Linked DNA regions of Homo sapiens: region 2 is linked to region 1. Evidence: chromatin loops called from intact Hi-C (ENCODE). Cell type or tissue: CD4-positive, alpha-beta T cell. All regions are shown on one strand. Each heading gives the region's core, and the rest is flanking DNA. Links, peaks and the distances in the headings are about the cores only.

The links. Hi-C counts contacts between places; a loop is a spot of excess contacts. Peaks named below come from ENCODE experiments on the same cell type or tissue, not always from the same donor. Only the 100,000 strongest peaks of a DNase experiment are listed, where the experiment ranks them.
Region 2: a loop joins it to region 1, with 1.9 times the contacts of the local background. A loop is called at or near these places in 20 of 110 quality-filtered maps.

What each region holds. Positions count from the first base shown.
Region 1 is chr1:169,675,348-169,687,024 of GRCh38, reverse strand. LOC107985745 (a long non-coding RNA gene) reads right to left here. Exons shown (of 3, transcript XR_007066727.1): 2 at 3,400-3,556; 3 at 3,093-3,269. Among named protein-coding and RNA genes, the nearest start is that of SELL, 30 kb to the left of the region's middle. RefSeq lists an enhancer at 6,291-6,540. In CD4-positive, alpha-beta T cell, for the core only: no CTCF peak of the experiment used is centred there; a DNase peak (open chromatin) is centred at 6,214; H3K4me3 peaks cover 509 bases.
Region 2 is chr1:169,608,503-169,620,179 of GRCh38, reverse strand. It overlaps SELP (selectin P), which reads left to right. Exons shown (of 17, transcript NM_003005.4): 2 at 961-1,051; 3 at 2,766-3,152; 4 at 6,487-6,594; 5 at 7,066-7,251; 6 at 7,778-7,963; 7 at 8,503-8,688; 8 at 10,491-10,676. Among named protein-coding and RNA genes, the nearest start is that of SELP, 16 kb to the left of the region's middle. In CD4-positive, alpha-beta T cell, for the core only: no CTCF peak of the experiment used is centred there; no DNase peak of the experiment used is centred there.

The DNA.
Region 1 (11,677 bases), core at 1,531-9,530:
GAGATATCAGTTATGATGGTTTGGAGGAAAAGTATAAATCAGCACTGTAAAAAAGGGCAGGGCATTTACAAGTAGTTGAGAATGGTGAATAGGAGTATGACTAGACAGAAGATTGTAGGGATGACAAGTTTTTGGGGCACAGTTCAAGTTGGGCTGGTGTCTGGAATGAGACTGGGGCCTAATAAAAAGGAGCGTCCATACAGAATCTTAAATGGGCTGTACCTTGTAGCATTTCGAGGACAGGCCCGAATTCTGAGAATGGCAAGTGGTAAAAGTACTGTCCAGTCCTTTTTAAGTTGGAGGCTGAGCTTGGTGAGGTGTGTTTTTAAAAGACCATTAATCAGTTCTACCTTTCCTAAGGATTGAGGACGGTAAGGGGTATGAAGGTTTCACTGAATACCAAGAGCCTGAGAAACTGCTTGCGTGCTTTGACTAGTAAAGGCTTGTCCATTATCAGACTGTATAGAGGTGGGAAGGCCAAACCAAGGAATTATGTCTGACAGAAGGGAAGAAATGACCACGGTGGCCTTCTTAGGCCCTGTGGGAAAGGCATCTACCTATCCAGTGAAAGTGTCTACCCAGACCAAGAGGTACTTTAGTGTCCTGATTTGGGGCATGTGAGTAAAGTCAATTTGCCAGTCCTGGGGTTGGGGAGATTAGCTGGACATGATCAGCAGGGAGAGCACGTGTGTTTTCATGAAGAACTATGCCTGGATAGGTAATGGATGAAGAAGAAATTTGGGTTGACTGAGGTAATGGGGGCTGTCCATGAAGCCTTGCGGCAGTACAGCCCAGGTAAGTTGCTGAGGCTGATGGGTGTCAGGGTCAGTCCAAGTGAAAGTGAAGAGAGGCTGGGATGAAGGGTGCAAATGAATAGTAAAGAAAGCATGTTTTGAGATCCAGAACAGAATAAGGGTTATGGAGGGGTTTTGGAGGGAGGTATTGAGGATAGGAGAGTATATGGGTTTGGCACCATGGCGTGGATAGGCAAGACAATTTGGTTGATAAGGCACAGATCCTGAACTAACCTGTAAGGCATGTCCAGTTTTTGGACAGGTAAAATGGGGGAATTGTAAGGAGAGTTTACAGGCTTTAAAAGGACATGTTGTAACAGGCAAGTGATAACAGGCTTTAATCCCTTTAAAGCCTGTTGTGGGATGGGATACTGGCGTTGACCCAGGTAAGGGTGATTAGGTTTTAATGGGATAGTAATGAGGGTGTGATTTGTTGCCAGGGAGGGAGTAGAGGTGTCCCATACCTGTGGGTTAAGGTAGGGGGATATGAGAGGAAGTGGCAAAGGAGTTGCCACTTTTGGGTTGGGAAGAAGGGCAGCAATGAGATGTGGCTGTAGTCCAGGAATAGTCAGGGAAGCAAATAATTTGGTTAAAATGTCTCAGCCTAATAAGGGAACTGGGCAGGTGGGGATAACTAAAAAGAAGTGTATAAAAGAATGTTGTTTAAATCGGCACCAGAGTTGGGGAGTTTTAAGGGGTTTAGAAGCCTGGCCATCAATACCCACAACATTTATGAAGACAAGGGAAACAGGACCTTGAAGAGAAGGTAATGTGGAGTGGGTAGCCTCTGCATTGATTAAGAAGGGGACGGACTTACCCTCCACTGTAAGAGTTACCAAAAGCATCTGTGATGGTCCAGGAGGCTTCTGAGGCGATCAGGCAGCATCAGTCTTCAGCCACTAAGCCAAGAAGATCTGGGAAGGAGTCAGTCAGAGAGCCTTGGGCCAGAGTTCCAGGGGCTCTGGGAGTGGGTGCTGGGCAAGTTGGACAGTCCGATTTCCAGTGGGGTCCCACACAGATGGAACATGGCTTAGGAGGAATCCCAGGCTGAGGGCATTCCTTGGCCCAGTGGCCAGATTTCTGGCACTTGAAGCAAGATCCTGATGGAGGAGGTCCTGTAGGAATGCTTGACCACTGTGGCTTAGGCATTTTGAAGTTCTTGTGTACTGGAGATGTGGCTGGGGTTTCTCTCACAGTGGAGGCAAGGAATTGCAACTCAGAAATATGTTGCTACTTGGCTGCCTCTACTCTATTATTGTACGCTTTGAAGGCAAGGTTAATTAAGTCCTGTTGTGGGGTTTGAGGGCCGGAGTCTAACTTTTGGAGCTTTTTCTAATGTTGGGAGTGGATTGGGTAATAAAATGCATATTGAGAATAAGATGACCTTCTGGCCCCTCTGGGTCCAAGGCTGTAAAATGTCTAGGAGTTGCTGCCAAATGAGCCATGGAGTGGGCTAGGTATTCATATTTGATGAAAAAAAGCCTAAATACTAACTGAGATGGGAGAGGTTGGATAAAGAAAAAGGAGCATTAACCTTGACTATGCCTTTAGCTCCAGCCACCTCTTTAAGAGGAAATTGTTGGGCAGGTGGGGGAGGGCTAGTCACAGAATGAAACTGTAAGCTGGACCAGGTGTGAGGAGGGGAGGTGATAGAAGGATTATAGGGTGGAGGAGCGGACGCTGAGGAAGAATTGGAGCCTGATTCAGCCTGGCGGGGAGCGACCTGAGGAGGAGCAGTCTGGGGAAGAGGGGAGAGGTCAGATGGGTCAGTAGAAAAGGAAGATTGGAAAGACTCAGCGACACTTGGGGTTGGGACTGAGGGGACAGGCAGGAGGGAAAGAAGGAGGATTTGGGATGAGTTGCATTGGGAACAGAGACTAGGGAGGGACCGACGTGTAAAAGAATGCCCAGATGTCAGGCACCTCAGACCATTTGTCCATTTTACGACAAGAATTATTTAGATCTTGTGGGATGGAGAAATTGAAAGTGCCGTTTTCAGGCTATTTGGAACCATTGTTGAGTTTGTATTGGGGTCAAGCGGTATTGCAGAAGAAAGTAAGGCATTTAGGTTTTAGGTCAGACGTGAGTTGAAGAGGTTTTAAGTTCTTGAGAACACAGGCTAAGGGAGAAAAGGGAGGAATGGAGGGTGGAAGGTGGCCCATAGTGAAGGAGGCAAGCCCAGAGAAGAGAGGGTGGAGACATGGAGAGAAGGGGTTGGGGGGTACTTGCCCCCCAGGAGAGGTGGTGCTTGCCCCCCAGGAGAGGTGGTGCTTGCCACCCAGGCAAAGTGGTACTTGCCACTAAGGTGAAGGATCCAGGCAGGCGTCCCTGCAGTGATCAGACAGCTCTGAAATGTGGGTGAATAATCAGGCAGGCATCCCTGCAGTGATTAAACATCAAGGGAAGACTGTCTTTCCAAGTCCATGACCAGTGCTGGAGTTTTGGGTTCACAGATAGAACACGTTTCCTCTGTCTCTACCAGAAAAAGAAAGGAACTGAAATTAAGGGAAGGGAGAGATTGAAGCGTGGTGCCAAGATTGAAAGGAGAAAGATGTTGAGGGATAGTGAGAGAGGCTGGAGAAGAGAGTAAAAAGAGGCCACTTACCCAATTTAAAATTGGTGAGATGTTCCTTGGGCTGGTTGGTCTGAGGACCAGAGGTCATAGGTGGATCTTTCTCATGGAGCAAAGAGCAGGATGACAGGGGACTGATCTCCCAAGGGAGGTTCCCCGATCTGAGTTACGGCACCAAATGTCACATGGTCTGTGTGAAGAGACCACCAAACAGGCTTTGTGTGAGCAATAAAGCTTTTGAATCACCTAGGTGCAGGCAGGTTGAGTCTGAAAAGAGAGTCAGCGAAGGGAGATAGGGGTGAGGCTGTTTTATAGGATTTGGGTGGGTAGTGGAAAATTACAGTCAAAGGGGGTTTTTCACTTGTGGGCAGGGGTGGGGGTCACAAGGTACTCAGTCGGGGAGCTTCTGAGCCAGGGGAAGGAATTTCACAAGGTTAATCCCTCAGTCAAGGTGGGGCAGGAACAAATCACAATGGTGGAATGTCATCAGTTAAGGCAGGAACCGGCCATTTTCAGTTCTTTTGTGATTCTTCACTTGCTTCAGGCCATCTGGGTGTATACCTGCAGGCTTGGGCTCAGAGGTCTGACAATAATATTTACTTGACATCTTGGTTTGAAGCTTGATCTGGTAGTGGTGTTTTCAATACCAATTGTTTTAACACTGGTAGTAACCATAATGATGATAACAGTAAGTAATGTGATTTCTTTTAAAAGTTTTTAAATCTTGGTTGAGTGCTGTGGCTCATGCCTGTAACTCCAACAATTAGGGAGGTAAAAGGCAGGAGGATTGCTTGAAACCAGAAGTTTGAGACGAGCCTGGGCAATACAACAAGACCCCATCCCTAATTATTTTTTTAAAAGTAGCTGGGCAGAGTAGCATATGCCTGTAGTCCTAGCTACTCAGGGAGCTGAAGCAGAAGGATTGCATGAACTCAGGACTTTGAGGCTGCAGTGAGCTATTATTGCATCCCTGCACTGCAGTCTGGGTGACAGAATAAGTACCTATCTCTAATAATAATAATAATAATAATAATAAAGTTTGTTAGGTTAAACTTATCTTGGCATCCAGTTATCTTAGTAGGCATCCAAATCCCTTTTTAGGAGAAAGCTATCTTTTTTTGATAAGCCTCTAATATAGCAGGTGTGACCCTACAGACGTAGTGTTGGCAGGAACTCAAACAATAGTAATATGTAATTAAGGCACTCTGTGTTAAGAAAACTTAGAGGAGTTAATTTTCTCTGCTCCCGTGAGCACATGAGAAGAAAAAAAAAAAGAGAGAAGGTAATGAAAGTAGAGAGAGAAGAACTAGAAATGTGAGAAGCTGAAGAGCTCTGTGGCGGGAGGGGTAGGGGTGGCAGAAGCAGCCTGGCCTCTGGGGACTAGTATGGATTTAAACAGCATGACTCCTCCTCTGCATCACACTAACCTCTGTAACATCCCACTAGGAATACAAACCCAGACCTGTATTTAGGTTGCTTTGAAGGAGGAGTTTAAGGTGAAGGGGCTGCTTCTTTAGTTTGGGAAAGTGGATATGAAGAAATAGCCATAAAAGGCAAAATTGGGACAAAATATTTTGGTAGAAACAAAATATTTAGAAGAAAATCGGTGCTATGGTGAGCATGAAAATTAAGCTCTCTGAGAATTTTGAGAACTCTTAGAGAGGGTTTGCGGCCAGTATTTTTAATTCATTTTATCTGGATTTTAGAGAGATGGTACCTGACATCTGGTTTACATTCCTCATAGCATTTAATCCCCGGCCATAGATGGTATTGTCCTCATTTTAAATTTTAAGAAACTGAAGCTCAGAGATATTAGTTTGTCTAAGTTCATATAGCTAGACAGTGTCTATAGAGTTACTGAATGTCTGTTTAATAGATAACGAAAGGTAGTTTAAAAGAGCTGTGTGTCTAATGCCATAGAGAAAAGGGAATAAAAAATTACTTAGAATAGATTTGGTTTCAAACACTCTTGCTGAAGTGGGTAGTCCAAAAGTAGGCAGCCAGTTCTCAATTCACAACAAAATCACTCTTGAAAGCAATTTTGAGAGAATAAGCTATGTCTCTTGATTTCAGCATCCTCGGAACTGACCCCTATGTCAGGAAGAAAATAGATCAAAATAGTTGTTCAATGACAAAGGACACAGGCATGTTTAGCAAAAAGAGAGGCTTAAGGCATGGGACAGTTGTCTTCAATTAACCAATTAAACATTTGCTGAAAATGTACGACTGCAAGACATACTACCAGGGGCTATGGACACATAAGGGCAGAGTTCCTATCCCTGGGGATCCAGCATCTGGAAGGGGAGGGAAGGTAAACACCCTGAACTGCAAGCTAAGGCTGTGTGTGCTATGGCTATGCTAAGTGTGCAAGCTCAGAGATGCTGCGGCTCAGAGGAGGAAGAGATCACTTGGCAAAGGGCAACAGAATTCAGAGGCAAAATTAGATCCTAGATCAGGTTTAATTAGAAACCAGGAGGAGAGTCTAGTATCTAAGACAAAGGTATTGAAGTTAGAGATGTTGGACAGGTTATACTGCCTTGGCAGAGACCTGGGGATGAAAAAGAGATAGAGTGGCTTTCAACTCTAAAGCTTATAAAGTTTGTACTCTAGTTTCTGGGAAAACTTGAGCAAGAGTGGAACAGGATCACAATGGTATTCTGGGAAGATTAAGGTGTCAGAGGGTTTAGGAGTGGAGATAAACGGAAGCAGGGGAGACCAGTCAGTGAATGTAATTATTCAGGCGTGATGATGAGGGTGGGGCCAGGAAGGTTCAAGTGTAAACCATTGTGAAGGCTTTGGTCTCTGACTAGTTGGGGTCAGGGAGGGGGGGGGTTGGCTGGGAGGAGGTGTAACAAAGTATTCAGAAAGGAAAATATAAAACAACAGTTCTGGCTAAATATGACTTATGCAAATGTTCCATTTTTCAAAGATCTTGTAGGAAAGTCCCTCCTTTGTTATATTTCCTCTGCATGAACTTAGCTGTTTAATTCTTAATATAAGAGAGAGTCAAGGATGTGGCCAAATTGCCTGTGGATTCACAAAGACCAATAGCGGAGACTGGGAATAGGAAAAGCCCCACATCTAAGGCTTTTAAAAATGTAGATTTGAATCAGTTCTGACCCCTTAAAAGAAAGCAATCTGAGTTTAGTTTCAGAAATGCAGTTTTGACCAAGACCCTAACGCAGACTGGCCGACCCTGTCTCAATGTACCAGGAAGTCTCCAAAAATGCCTCTCCACTGGGCTCGCCTTTGACTGTATAATCAGTTTCATGTGGATTTGGAGTAAACAGGCAGAATGTATAGTTGATGATGCACAGACTTGCACAATTGTGCTAATTACTTCTGGAGCATTAAATGAATATTCTAGAGAAATTACTATCCCTTTAGAAAGTATATACCCATAGCAATGGTTTCCAAACTTTTCTATTATGAGGAACACTCATTAAAGTTAAAAAATATTACAGAAGAAAAGTTATATTTTACTACCCGATAATTGAGAAAAATACAGATGTGCATATAGATTAAAACCAAAAAGGATTTCTTGTTCTGAGAAAAGTTAAAGCCTAGAGATTTAAAACCACTGTTCCTATATCCAGCGATATCTTTAAATATCTTTTATCTTCAGTAGAATGTATATTCACTTGCAATTCACATGCAAAAATAGCTACAAGTAACTCAGGGCCATCTTCTCTTGGACTGTAATGGGAGGAGGCTGACTAGATAACATCTAAGATTCCTTCTAGCTCTGATTCTTAAAGACTCTATGACTTAGGTGTCCTTCCCATCCCTTTGAAGTTTGAGAGCAAATTGAGCAACATTGTGGCTTCACTAAGCTCTGTAACTTGGACAAGTTACTTAAACGTTTTATGCCAGTTTTCTCATCGGTAAAATGGTGACAATGAGGGTACATCCCTCATATGGCAGTTATATGGCAGTTGTATAATACATGTAAAGAATTTAGAACAGTGACTGGCAAATAATAAGCACTAAATAAATGACAGCTACTGGTATAATAATGGTAATAGTTATTATTATTATTAATTTCAGAAGACCTGTGCTTGTATCTGGGTTCTAGTATCTAGTAGTAGTGTGCTATTCTAGTACCCTTCTTAGACTTGGGCAAGAGTGGCCCCTACTCAGGACCCATGCTTTAGAAGTCCTCACTCTGACCCTCCTCCAGCACCCTTTCTACTGTGGGAGAAGTTCACAGAATTAAGAAAACCTGTCTTCTGAGGCCTCCCTTATAGACCACACTACTGAAACCGTCCCAAGCTTGCTTCCAGAACTTGTATGGACTTTTCCAGGTTTTCCTGAGGATGGGCTGTGTCTCTGTGTATGCACAAGGGTGTCCCATTTTGTTTAGGGTTTGGACTTGGAGGCTGGGGTGTTCATACATGTATGTGAAAGGTGATTTAGTAAAGAGAAGGTGGGTGGACTGAAGGCTGGGGACCAACTCACTATGTGCCTCCACATTTCAGTGTGGACTCTGAAGCATCAAAGATTTCTAAATTCGAACCCCAGCTCATTAGGAAGGTATGTCTGTCAATATAGAAATTGGAGCACATTTTATTTAGCAGTTTTAAAGCTTGAATTAAAATGCTTAAATATCTAGTTATAGGATATGTGGGCCTTCATTTGTATCTTTGCTTCATTCTTTACAAATAGTAGAGCTAGCTTTTTTTTTAACCCTCAGGCTCCTCATGTGTAAAGTGGAATTAATTATGGCTGCCTCATACAATTGTGGTGAGGATTAAACATGACAACATATAATAGCACCTAGAACAATATATTCAGTAAATTTCTCTTTTTCTCTGGATTACACTTGATTTCATAGACATATGTGTACTTTACTCAACTATTAGCCAATTCTACTACAGATGTAACATGAACAAAAGTAGACCATATAATAGACTATGAAGCAAATGTCAATAAATTTCAATGATGTAGAATCATACAGGTTAACTGTTCTACTTGTTATAAGTTAATAATAAAAAGGTAAATTACTTAAAATCCCAATATGCTTAATAATTTAAAAATATTTAAATAACTCATAAGTTCAAAAGTCACATAGCTCTCACCACAAAAAATGATAAGTATGTGAGATAATGCATACATTAATAAGCTAAATTTAGCCATTCCACAATGTACATATATTTCAAAGCCATATGCTGTGCACAATAAATATACACAATTTTTATTTGTCAATTTAAAAAGTTAGTTTTTAAAAACCAAAAAGAAACTTTAAAGTATTCTAATTGAATAGAAATTAGACAATAGAAATATCAACAATTTGGGGTGCAGCAAAAGAATAACAAGGAAAATTTGTAGTTTTAATGCTTATCCTAAAAAAGCAAAGCAAGCTAAAAATTAAACACCCAACTTAAGAAGTTAGAGAAAAATTGAAAGAATAAACCATAAGGAAGTGGAAAAAAGAAAATAATAAACTTCAGAAGTTAATAGAAACAAGGAATAAGAGAAGATCAAAGAAGATAAAAAAATAGATGAACATCTATGACACTCATCGAGGAAAAAAGAAAAGTGGTATAAATAGACAAAATCTGGAGTACATAAAGAATATCTCTAGAGTAGGTAATTTTTTTAATTAAGAAAACATTAAGAATAACTTAATTAAAATATATTGGGTAATACTCAAAATAGCCAAAACAAATTCCCCAAAAAATTACTTGCCAAGGATTGTTTGCCAAATATTTCATAAGTCTAAAATATCCTTAATTTAAAAACCAGATAAAAATCGGCAAGAAGGAAAAATAGTCCAATCCCATTCACAAATATATGTGAACAAATCTTAAACATAATACTGTATAGCAACCAAATATAGAAGCAAATAAAAAATATAGCCTCATGCTCAGTTTAGGTTTATTTCTGCAATATGAGTGGAATTTACATTAGAAAATTTCTAACCATTAAATCACCATATTAACAGATTAGAGAAGAGAAACCATATAACCACCTCAATATTGCAAAAAGGAATTCACGATTTTTAAAATGGAAAGAAAAAACTTTCAGCAAGCCAGAAGAGGGGATTTCCCTTACTAAAAAGGAGTACCTTCCAAACATTGCAAGAAACATCATATTTAATGGGGAATCGTTTGCAGCTGTGTCTCTATAATCAGGAGTAATTCAATGATGCTGACTGACAATGTTGGCCATGAAAATGCATCACTGGCATCTCCTGTGGGGGAGCAGAGTTGACTGAGTTGACTGAGTTGACTGACAGCCCAGCCCCAGTTGCTACCCCTCTGGATCTAACATGACTTTTTTTTTTTTTTTTTTTTGAGACTGAGTCTCCCTCTGTCGCCCAGGTTGGATTGCAGTGATGCGATCTCGGCTCACTGCAAGCTCCACCTCCCGGGTTCACGCCATTCTCCTGCCTCAGCCTCCCAAGTAGCTGGGACTACAGGCGCCCACCACCACGCCTGGCTTTTTTTTTTTTTTGTATTTTTAGTACAGACGGGGTTTCACCGTGTTAGCCAGGATGGTCTCCATCTCCTGACCTCTTGATCCGCCTGCCTTGGCCTCCCAAAGTGCTGGGATTACAGGCGTGAGCCACCCTGCCAGCCTAAAATTCTACAGCTCTCTGTGTGATTATAGTAATGATCACAACCTGTCACACACATCTTCCTATTGTGTATGACCCTTCTACCAGATGATTAACTCCTGAAAAATCAGTCATGGCCAGATACCTAACTCCTGAAAACTGCTCACAGCTTGTGCACAATACATGTTAGAATTAAATTAAGATCAAAACCTAACCTATTTATGCCTTGCAAATAAGTGTAAAAACATACTAATACAAAACATTTTTACTTATTCCATCAGCCTTCATTACAGTGATAATAGAACGAGTATCAGTGTGGATCTAAACCCTGCAGTTTCAGTGAGCTGCAAGATCATTTCAGCTCTATATTTTCTTCAGAATTCTTCCCTGAAACCCTACACAATTCTTCCCTGAAAAAATAGTTCCAATATGTAATTAGCCTAGCATTACAGGCTAAAGGAAGTTATTTACATCTAGCTTAAATTTGTCTTGCTGCAACATCAGTGTATTTTTCTTCTTCAGGGGAACTGATGTAAACAAATGTGATTGGCTGATTCTTCCACAGAGGAAGAGTCAATATTCTAGTTATAGTTAACCCAAGATTATTTCTTTCTGCCAATACTTGAGTGTTATTAAAAATTTTAATAAAAGCTGGTGGTGGTCCTGAACTATTACTACTGGCAAAGAGTCTGCTTCTCTGGTTAGGGTTTGCATTTCTCTCACCTGTGGTGCTGTTCTAGGCTGTGCCACTTCCTCAGAGCAGGAGAGAGAGAGTGGGGTGGACCAACTGGCAAAATTCCCTGAGGTTACAGGCCACCATTTCCCCTTCCTGCTCTATTGAAATGTAACGACTGAGTCAAACCCTAGCCATCCCCCAGGTTGACCCTTTTGTGTACCAAACTATGACTGTTCACCAGACACTTAAAGATGATGGCCATAAGAAAGTTCTGGGAAAACTTGTGGGCTGGAGTCCTGATTCATGCACCAGGCATCAACAATAGCAGATGCAAACACAGACAGCATTTGCACAACAGGGTATGCTAGTATAAGTGATGATAAGCGTAGCTTTTAGCTTTGTAATGCTGATAAAGAACTTGCCAAGAAAATCATTTTTCCTCAAAGGCAACTTGTTATTGCCAAATATCCTGCTCATCTGATTGGACATTGGTTCCTCTATTGTTCATCAATATGCATACAGTACAACTACTGACATTAACTTGCTTATTCAGAGGCATTTACTTCCCTTCTCCCTCTCTCACTGGGTATTTGTTGTGTTTTAGAAAATGGTGAACTTGGCATTTAAAATGCTTAAACCCAGGTCCCAAGTTTATAGCTGTCTTCTTTCCCGCGGATTTAAAATGAGAATATCACTGCAGATGGTTTCTGCAGCTACTGTTAATCCTAAATTGCTCTTATGGACCTCAAATACATCCAACCTTGAGAGACTCTGATAAAGGGATAATTTGTAATCTATGAACTATAAAGTATACTGTAGGTCCCCTCAGGGTTCCTATACTGCACTGCTCCAGGGACACCATTTATGTTGTATTCTGCATGAATGGTGCCCCTTTTGGGTTATGCAAAGCAGTGGCCTGGATATTATATGTAATACTTATACAAAAATAGCTACTATTTATTGATAAACTTACACAATTGTCTCAAATCCATACATTGCAAGAATGAATCACTATCTCTATTTTATATATGCGAAGCTGGAAATTCAGAAAAGTTCAATAAGTTGTCCCACACACA
Region 2 (11,677 bases), core at 2,856-10,855, 68 kb after region 1:
ATAGAGTGCAGTGGTGTGATCTCCGCTCACTGCAACCTCCGCCTCCCGGGTTCAAGCGATTCTCCTGCCTCGACCTCCCAAGGAGCTGGGATTACAAGCACCCGCCACCACACCTGTCTAATTTTTTTTTAATGTACTTTTAGTAGAGACAGGGTTTCACTATGTTGGCCAGGCTGGTCTTGAATTCCTGACCTCATGATCCGCCCACCTCAGCCTCCCAAAGTGCTGGGATTACAGGCATGAGCCACTGTGCCTGGCCCCAAAAACATTTTAAAAATATTCATAGATTTGATGAAATCCCAACAGAAGAGAGTTCATGAGAAATAATAGTTGCTATAGATCCAAGGGGAACAAGTTTACTGCATATATTAAGAAATATTAAATATATACATACATATGTATATTAAACATTGAATAGTATTGTAGATGTGTACAGAAATGAAAAAGCAAGAAGATAAAACAAAGATCCATAGTACAAAATAGATGGCATAGCATAACACAATTTGTTGATGCTCTGCACCTCAAAGTATAGGTTAGACATTATTTGTGTGGGTCAGGAAGTTCTCATGTGACTTTCTGTTATTCTTGGGTATGACATACCACTTCTTAAAAAGATTGTTTTATAATAATAATGACAGCCATATTAATGTGTTTAGCTTTCTTCCATACACATTAAAAATGTATCTTAAAATAAAAACATTGGTGGCACAAACTACTCAATAAACATTTGTTGAATGAATGAAGAAATGAACTCTGTCCCCAGCCTTGCTACAGTGTCCATCCAGGGTAGAACTTAGAAGCAGGGCAATGAGAAGCAAGAAGGAAGCAGAGGGCTTGAACCACTCTTCCAGTGGAAATTGGCACAATTATACTTCAACATAATGATTGTTAACTAGAATTATTTTTGGCCATGTTGGTGGTGTATGGATACTAAAAGAAAGTTTTCTCTTCTTGTTTCAGGCCAACTGCCAAATAGCCATCTTGTACCAGAGATTCCAGAGAGTGGTCTTTGGAATTTCCCAACTCCTTTGCTTCAGTGCCCTGATCTCTGGTAAACTTTATGCTAACTTTTCACTTAGGCCTAAGTAATTAGGGTAGAGCCCAGATCTATGTGTGAGAAATTTAAGGATTGTAGCCAGTTGGTTTGAGGCATGGGAAAACTGTCCAAGTCCAGATTGCTGGAAGACAAATGTACCCAACGCCATCATATTGGTAGAAAGGGCATAGGAAAGAACTTAAAATGATATATCCAGGACGAATGTATCCATTAGGCACAGTAGACACAGACGCACAAAATTTTCAAAGACCCACACACGTCTGAATTTCTTTTATAATTATTTTCTTTGAAGTCAAAGAAAATGTTTTAATATATAGTGATATATTCATCTTTGTACCAGTGCAGTTGCAAAATAGAATTTTTAATATGTTAGCATGGAGGAAGAAGCCTACATAGGCAAAGTTGCCTGAAGTCTATGAAAGTCATAATGCAGCCCTGGCTATATCAGAATGAAGTCTTTAAGGCAAAACAATGCCCTGGAAATGTCAGCAAGGGAGGTACAAGCATGACTAACCCTCATGCAGGCAGCAGAGGAGAGGGTTGGATAGAAACAAGCCTTTAAATAAACAGGAAAGAAACCCATTTCCAGGCCTGATTGCTTGCTTTGTACACCTCTTCATGTGGGAAATGGCCTCTCCTGCCCCGGGTGGACTCCCACAGACTATGATAAGAGTGCTGTAGTACCTTTATACTTTTGAAACGCACATTCTTTAGTTCATTTGGTATCAAAAACACTTGTGAAAAAGGGCTGTTCTGAGCCCTATCTTAATAAGGGAGTATTCAGACATGGAAGAAGTAGAGTAGTTAATGAAAGACAAACAGCCAAGAAGAATGGAAAGACTATAAGATTGCAGATCAGGATATCTGATTTCCCACCCGGGTTCTGCCACAAACCTACTGTGTTTCACTCATTCAACAAGTATTTATTGAAGGCCTATTAAGTGCTAAACTCTAGGCTCAGTGCTAAGGATCCAAAGCTAAAAAGAAAACACCGTCGGAGATTTACAACCTGGCAGATGTAGACTGTATCATAGAAACAGACATTACCGTACATGGCAATGAGCACAATGGAGGCAGGGATGAGGTGCTGTGGGAGCCTGGAGGAAGGAACACAGAGTCCACCTGGGAAAGCCATGGAGAATAGGTGGAGTAAAGTTTATCAGACATAAGAAGAGAGGACAGCCAGGATTGTGGGGAGAGCATGTGCAAATTCAAGGAAGTAGGAATTCTGTTTTGCTGAGAAAGTACATACAGTGGGCAATGAGGCTGGACCAACTGGTAGGCTCCAGGTCATAAAGCATGTTATTTTCCATGTGAAGAGGTAGAGCTTGCCCTTAAGACATTTTATATGTCATTTAATCTGAGCTTGGGCAAATTACTTATGTCTCCTTCTTTTATAAAAGGACAGGAGTAAATTAGATGACTTCCAGGGTCCCTCCTAACTTTGATATCTTATGATTCCAAACCTTTAACATCAAGGATCCTCAGAAGATGACATTTTCCTATTCTGACATCATTCACACTTTTAAGTGAAAGGTGGAAACCACTCTTTTTCCTTCAAACAACTACATTAGACATAAACTAGTCGTTGTTTTGTGTATTAATGTTCTGGTCGGAAATTCATCTGAGTATGCAGAAGCATACTTGGGATCACGGCCTCTTTTTTGGTGAGGGGTACTAACCTGGCACTCACTCTCCTTTACTCTAGAACTAACAAACCAGAAAGAAGTGGCAGCATGGACTTATCATTACAGCACAAAAGCATACTCATGGAATATTTCCCGTAAATACTGCCAGAATCGCTACACAGACTTAGTGGCCATCCAGAATAAAAATGAAATTGATTACCTCAATAAGGTCCTACCCTACTACAGCTCCTACTACTGGATTGGGATCCGAAAGAACAATAAGACATGGACATGGGTGGGAACCAAAAAGGCTCTCACCAACGAGGCTGAGAACTGGGCTGATAATGAACCTAACAACAAAAGGAACAACGAGGACTGCGTGGAGATATACATCAAGAGTCCGTCAGCCCCTGGCAAGTGGAATGATGAGCACTGCTTGAAGAAAAAGCACGCATTGTGTTACACAGGTAGGGCCTTCTCTACTTTGAAACTTTCCTGTTAAAAAAAAAAAACCCTGCCTTCTCTGGTTGGCCAACATAACCACCGAGTCAACACAAAGATACAAAGGCAGGACATGAAATCAAGGGGTAAATTGTTAGTCAATCAGTATTATTGAGCACCTTGAAGAATATAAGATCAGAATTAGAGAAAACTAGCTGCTTAAAACTAGAGGGAAATTTTAATATCATCCAGCTCACCTGTCTCATCTTATAACTGATGAAAAGGACACTCACGAGGTTTTAGTTTCTCAAGGCCGTGGAGCAGGACAGAAGCAAAGTGAGGACCAGAAACCAGTCTCCCAAATTTTAGGTGTAGAGCTTTTTTTTCACCCCTGTGTCTTGTATAACAGAGAGTGTAAATTGGAAGGAAATTTAGCCCTGCCCCTAGGTGACACAGCTGTAACTAATAGCTACTGAATGTCAGTATGCTCTAGGCATTGTGTTATTAGTTTATTTAGTTCATGTGTCATTTGCTCATTTAATATTAGTCAAATTTAGTCCTCATGACAACTCCATCAGTCAGGTTTTTCTATTACTCTTACTTTGCTGATGAGGGAAAGGCTCAGAGCTATTAAGTAATCTGCCCAGGGTTCTAAGCTAGTTGATGGTGGAGCCAGTTTCACACTCATGTTGATTCCAAAGTTGGTGTTTTTTAGCCATGTAAACTACCACATTCTTTGCTCTACATTTTTATGAGACAATTTGAGAATATAACCAAGGATTGTAAATGCTTTATAGTTTCTCTTCAACAACAACATATCTTTAGATCCATTGAACTTTGGTGGGAGGGTAGTGGTGGGGAGTGGGCAGGAAAGGAAAGAAGTAATTGAAGGTGAAATACTTCGAGTGTATTTTAATTCTCAACTTTACCAGTGCCAGAGTAAGCAGACATTCCTGAAAGCTTGGTCTTCCTCTAGTCACGAGCCTAGTGTCAGAGCTGATTCCTTCTTTCTGATGTTGCTTCCCTGTCCAGAGGGGCCGGTTCTGTCCTTTGTAGCACACGAACACTGTGCCTAAGGATGGTATGGACTGCCCCGAGCAGGAAGTTTCTAAGTACTCTGAAGCTTCTTTGATAAATCATCTGCCATACATATTCTGAATTCTTTAGATTTTAAACACCTCTCCCTCAGAAGCCCTCAACAGTACAGGTATGGAACAGAATACACAGAATAAAGCAAGCCTTCTACATTGTCCCTCTTCTCCCCAAGCCTCCTAGCTGAGGCAAAACATATCCATGAATGCATTATCATATAATCAGATCTACTTTATAAATAATGCATTTATATATAAATAAATTGATTAATTGAGCATATATTCATGGATCAGGATGGACATTACCAGGATATTAGCTCATCCTACTGCTCTCCCAGTCAGCTCTCTACCCCTTTCTGGGCTATGCCTCCCTAGAATTATCTCTTATCAGATAACCTTGACTGCCACTAGCTGTTTCAATATGCCACTACTTCCCCTTCACACCCAACCTTCAAAATCCATTTCTGCAAGACAGTCTTCCTCAATAAAGCTTGCCAAAAAAATTGCAAGATAGAAAAAAGATAAAAAATTACTGGCATAAATGATGACACTCCTCTAACCCACAACAGTGGTAGAGACATCACTAATTAATACAACTTTACCTGAACACAGATGGGTTTTATCTCCACCAACACAGTACTCTAAGCAGCCACTACCATTGATTGTCGTTTTGCCATCTAAGATGTAAAGGATGTAGAGAAGCATCAATTATCCATGGGAGATGAGAAATAGATATATTTACTGTAATATGAAATTAAGTTTGATTGTTGGAATAATTCTCCACATGTCAGGAATTATTAGACCTCAGAGCAGGCTATCGAAAAAAGATTTATTCATTGAATCATCATGAATAAATCATCTTCTCCCTGGAGATCCAAAGGAATAGACAAATTGCTAACCTATCTATTCAGGAAACCCTGAAATGGGATAGAATACAGAACATTGTCTCTTTTTTTCCCCTAGAGTTCTGAGATCCCAAGGAAGCTATAATTGGGGAAACATTTGTATGCTCCAAGAACATAGGGCAGGCAGGGGTTGCTACTGTAAGGTATTAAGACATTGGTGGGGTTAAGGTCAGGGAGCGAAGTGAATAGGATGTGGACCAAACCTGTATCCATTTAGCTGCTATTGCCTCCTACATCTTCTCTTTATTTGAACCCTTCCCAGTGTCTCAGTGCAGCTTCACCAAATTCACTGGCTGCCACAGGAACTTCTTCCTATAGAACCTTGCATGGTTTATAGAATTTTAGTATCTCAGAATTGAGAGGAAACATAGAGATCATGTAGCACAGCATATCCACATATGACATATGGATATTCTTTTGTAATATACTTCCAAGTGAACCAGCATGTGGACAGGGCTTAAGACAGAGGAAGTAACCACCAGAAAACAGTTCAGCCATAGAACTTACCCCCAACTATGACCTCATTAATAAAAACATCTCAGTGCTTTGAAAGTATCAATTCTAATACTAATTCTCATCAAGTGCATATACCCTAAAATACTTTCTTGCAGGAAAGAAACCATGGCCCTTCTCTATTCTGTCACCTGAGTGGCACTATCTTGGTGAAGAGGACATGGCAGTTCAGCCATAGTCAGTACTCTCTTCGCCTGCTGTATTCAGACTCATGAAACATCACCTCATAAGATTGTTTGTCCTTTACCATGAGTACGTCTTAAACATCTCATTTGGCTCCTCTGTTTCTCCACTGTAGGATTCTGGACATAGATTTGAAGCAAATGAAAGGTGAAAGGGTTTGGGCTCTAACACTGTGCAAGCTGAGCTCAGAGAAGTAACTTGCCTAAGGTCACATAGCAAGTAGGCAGCAGAGCCAGGATTCATATCACACCTGTGTGACCCCACGCCCCACATCTGGTGCCTAACCTCAATGCAGTAATACGTGACATTGGGCTTCCATAATAAAACAATGCTTGGTTTGAAAACCACAGCCCATTTTGTACCACATAGGGTTTCTCTGTCCACACATCTGTCATTGGCTCCATTTGTCCCTCTGTGTCCACACACAACAATACCCTCCTTAGGAAATACTAAATGCAGTATGAAATGGGAGCCACGCAATACTCCAGCAGGCCCCTACAATGCTTTTCACAAGGGACAGGTTGGCTCTCTAGAAGATACTGTGCTTCCCTCTTGTCTGGCTAGCTCAGTCCTATCTGAGAGGGGATGAGTCTGTGGTCAAAACGAGAATTCAGCCTTTCCTCACATCTGTGAATGTCCATGACTCTGACCTTTCCATATCTATGCAGCCTCCTGCCAGGACATGTCCTGCAGCAAACAAGGAGAGTGCCTCGAGACCATCGGGAACTACACCTGCTCCTGTTACCCTGGATTCTATGGGCCAGAATGTGAATACGGTGAGGCTTCCTTTTTGTTGATATTATTTTGGTTTTATGCTAGAGATGATGCCAAGAAGTAAATAAATCATGTTGAAGTCTCTCCAGTGAGAATAGGATGGTACCAGCCCCCCTCTATCATCTGTCTCCTCCACTCAGTGTCCCTAGACACACACTCTAGGTAAAAACATTTTATTCTTGGGAGAAAACATTGACTCATAAATTTCAAAAAAGAAAAGGGAAAGGGAAAGGAAGCAAAACCAACAGAACTTTCAGGCTAATTTTACTTGTTTGAAGTAAAAACTTGTGAAAGAATGACTATTTCCCAAGATGCAGCCAATACAAAGAGACCAAGTAGAGATGGATAGCTTGGGTTAAAAGTTTAGAAAATTAGAGTTAAGAGGGTTACACAAATAGTTACAGCTTTCAGCAAACATGACATTGCTGTTAATTCTACATGGAAAATAAAAATCACTATTTTGTCTCCTGCAGTGAGAGAGTGTGGAGAACTTGAGCTCCCTCAACACGTGCTCATGAACTGCAGCCACCCTCTGGGAAACTTCTCTTTTAACTCGCAGTGCAGCTTCCACTGCACTGACGGGTACCAAGTAAATGGGCCCAGCAAGCTGGAATGCTTGGCTTCTGGAATCTGGACAAATAAGCCTCCACAGTGTTTAGGTATGTAGACCTTATTCTTTTCATCCTCACTGACATAGAATTTTGGGGGAGAAGAGGACACAATGAGCTTTCTCCATTAAAAAATGTGAGAAATAATGACCATCTAGGTTAGATGGAAAACTCTGGTTATCACTGTTAACTGTCAACCAGAGTAACATTAATTTCAATTTTCATGGTATTTTTTTATGGGTAGAGTGACTTAGTCAGTTTAATTGTTGATTCGCAGGCAAAAACATTACAAAGGGACCCCTCTTTCCCTTTGTTAATTGTAAAGTAAACAGAGTACAATGATGAGGACTTAGGGGTTAAGAATTATTAATTTGATAATTTTACCTAACTTCTCTACATGAAAAACAAGGGTGTTTGATCTTTCCAAGCAGCTATTGAAAACACCATTTAACCATTCTAGTGCATCAACCTGCCTGCCACTTTGGGAAGGTGTGACTGCTGCAGAATTTGAAGGCTTCCAAGGTGATGGACAAAATTTGTCCAAGGACTCACACTATTATTCTGTGGTTGGTTTTAGCTGCCCAGTGCCCACCCCTGAAGATTCCTGAACGAGGAAACATGACCTGCCTTCATTCTGCAAAAGCATTCCAGCATCAGTCTAGCTGCAGCTTCAGTTGTGAAGAGGGATTTGCATTAGTTGGACCGGAAGTGGTGCAATGCACAGCCTCGGGGGTATGGACAGCCCCAGCCCCAGTGTGTAAAGGTGAGTTTCAGGTAGTTGGGATGTATAATGTCCATTGCACCCAGTCCTTACTTAGTGCATAGATGAAATTGACCAGCTTATGGAGAAGCTGGCCTGAATTGCCAAAATTTAATTCTCTTCCTACCTGCCATTCAGCTAGATTGGGTTCATCTGAGATGAGAAAGGAAAAAAATTCCTTTCTTTCCCCAAACACAAATGCAGGCAGTTTCAGAATGGCCTCATTCATAATTTCCCCATAAGATTAGAAAGGGTGGCCTCTACATCTATAAGTGGACACTAGAAGACCTACTGAGACAGGTTTATAGAAGTATAGGGAATAGAGGACATTAAGAATACAGCTTGGAGGAATCTTTGTTTTTAACAGACTCAGATCACCCTGGGAACTGGTAATCCAAGTCTGGACAAACATCATTAGGGTCTCTTGACCTTTACATCTTGCTAGCTCCACCTGCATTTCAGAGGTGGTTCCACCATTGCTCTCTGTGTGGCTTTTCTCCTTTCTCAGTATCTTTCTCTTTATCCTTGGTTATTCTCTCCAGCTGTGCAGTGTCAGCACCTGGAAGCCCCCAGTGAAGGAACCATGGACTGTGTTCATCCGCTCACTGCTTTTGCCTATGGCTCCAGCTGTAAATTTGAGTGCCAGCCCGGCTACAGAGTGAGGGGCTTGGACATGCTCCGCTGCATTGACTCTGGACACTGGTCTGCACCCTTGCCAACCTGTGAGGGTAGGATTTTTCATTAGCAACCTCCATTCTGTCCAAGAAGGAATCATGGCATGGTAGAGAGGCCAAGGGCTCTCAGTGTCGGGGTGATCTCTTCTAAGTTCTTGCACTAGAGCAAGCTCTTCAACCTCCAGGAACCATGGTTTTCTCATCTGTGAAATGGAGCTAAGAATTGCAAGGTGCTTGTGAGGATTAAGTACATAAAAAGTATACAATTAAATAGCATGTATAAAGTACCTAGCATAGAGCTTCTGCTCTACTGACATATCCGAGGTATAGGACCATGTCCTATACTTGAGAGGGAGTTGGGAGCAGCGGCTAAGGTGGCTAAAGAGAGTGGTTCACCATGTAGTCTTTGAGGGTAGCCTTTGACAAAGAAGCAAAGGAAGGAACACTGCATCGAAAAAGTGTGTGATGCAATCCCAGGCAATTACATAATTCCGCCAAAATGAATTCTCTGCAATTGCCTCACACCCTCAGTTTATAAGGCGGACAGTGGTAATGGGAGAATAGGAAATTTACGATAGATTAGTGAATTCCCAGACCTGGATGACAAGCCCAACCCTGCTACTATCTAGCTATGAGACTTTAGAGAAGTCACTTAACACTTCTGAACCTCACTTTTCTTGCCTAAAACATAAGAGAGAAGAGAGAAACACTAGAGGATTTTGGTGTTTTTGTTTGTTTGTTTGTTTGTTTGTTTGTTTGTTTGTTTTGAGACAGAGTCTCACTCTGTCGCCCAGGCTGAAGTGCAGTGGCACGATCTCAGCTCACTGCAACCTCTGCCTCCCAGGTTCAAACGATTCTCCTGCCTCAGCCTCCCGAATAGCTAGGATTACAGGCAACTTTTTGTATTTTTAATAGAGACTAGGGTTTCACCACTTTGGCCAGGCTGGTCTCAAACTCCCGACCTCAAGTGATTCACTCACATCAGCCTCTCAAAGTGCTGGGATTATAGGTGTGAGCCATTGTGCTCAGCCGGATTTTTGGTTCTTAAATGCTCTGAGTCTGTAAAAACCAGAGGTCAAAGCCCAGAGCAAAGAGGTAGTCTTTACACTTTGAAAAGTTTCAGAAATAGCCTGGAAATGAAATGCTTTATCAAGGAAGAGCATGAGGAAACCAATCTTTATCAGAACTGAGGTCACTCAGGGCTTAATTGTGCTCAGGAATTCACTTTGGCTGCACTCACTTGGCAACTGAAGTCTGATTAGGATGACATCCTGTGTTCTAGAGACAAAGCCCGGTCAGGATCATTTTACAGGACTAGGTAACAGTGTCAACAATAAGCTATGCTAGTCCAGCTTTTTTTTTTTTCCCTATAAGTCCAGCATTTTCCTGTATATACTCTTTTCAGGTTCAATTTCACAGATAATGTCAATATTTAATGAGCACTTTCAATGTACAAAACACTCTGCTCAGCTCCAGAATAAAACTATGAATGACTGAGCCCAACTTCGAGGAGACCACGGTATAATGGGGAAGAATGACAATCATGTATGAACAGCGCAAGAACAGAGGCTGTGGGAGCACATTGCAGGGGCTTCTACCCTTAGTTAAGGTGGGAAGGGAGGGCTTCCTAAGGAAAGGGAAGTCTAAGCTGAGACCTGAAGGGCAGGTGAGAGTGAGTCAGGCCAAGAGGGGCATGGGAAGGTGTTCCAGGCAGTCTCTCTTTTGGAAAATGGAGGTTTTAGGGTTCTGAACACACTGAAAATGTGGACAGGAAAGATATAGCATCTAGGAATTTTTTCTGAGGAAGAACCCGGCCCTTCCATTACCTGGCTTTAGAAGATACCTTTTCCACTTAGCTATTTCGTGTGAGCCGCTGGAGAGTCCTGTCCACGGAAGCATGGATTGCTCTCCATCCTTGAGAGCGTTTCAGTATGACACCAACTGTAGCTTCCGCTGTGCTGAAGGTTTCATGCTGAGAGGAGCCGATATAGTTCGGTGTGATAACTTGGGACAGTGGACAGCACCAGCCCCAGTCTGTCAAGGTACTGTAACAGTGGTAATGTTTTTCTGTGTGTCTCAGCTCGTTAGAGGCATCAGCATCTGCACTGAGCATTGGCATGCCTTTCTTTATCAGATATTCACTGAGAACCTACTATGGGCCATGTCCTTTGTGCTTGGGACCAGGGATGAGATGAAACGGTGCGTGAAGCCAGTCTTAGGCACATGTCCACTATAGTATAGTCAAGGTGAGGTTTGCACTGATTGACACATATAGGGTGCATTGGAATGAAGAAGATGGGGCTTGGGGGAATAAATCATGCATGAGGAATAGCATGGGATGGGGAAGGGTAATGGACAAGGTGTTTAGCTCAGTCCTGTCACTTCCTGTCCTTAAGCTAGTGGTTTAGACTCTCTGAGGCTCAGTATCTTCTGTAAAATGGGGCTACTATTATCAGCCTTACCTACCTGCCTCACTAGTAGTTGTGAATTAATGTGTGTAAACGCAACTTTAAAACTCTTATAGGATTTATAGGGAAAATGATGATGATGACATGTTACCTTATAAATCACATGTCTGTGGTCTGATTTGACAAAATGATCCTCTTTCAATATGTTAGGTTTCTAATCTTTTGCTCTTATACTAAGGCACTCATGGGGGGCGGGTGTGGTGGTTCACAAGGATTATTATTTTTTTTACGAGGAGTACCTCACACTAAAGTCATGTTCCAGAAGTGTAATATTGACATTTTGTGTTTTCATTTACGGAGACCTCTGAGCAATCTATGTGACTCCTCTGGGTTCCTAAGTATACCTTGATTTTAAAATGAGGCAGTGGTTTGAAAGCAGGTCTTGAAGAGATATTTGTGCACCCATGTTCATAGCACTATTAATCACAACAGTTAAAATGTGGAAGCAACCCAAACACCCATCAATGGATGAAAGGATAAGTAAAAAGTATTCCACATACTTACAGTGGAATATTATTCAACCTTAAAGAGGAAGTAAATTCTGACCTCTGCTACAAACATGAATGAACCTTGAA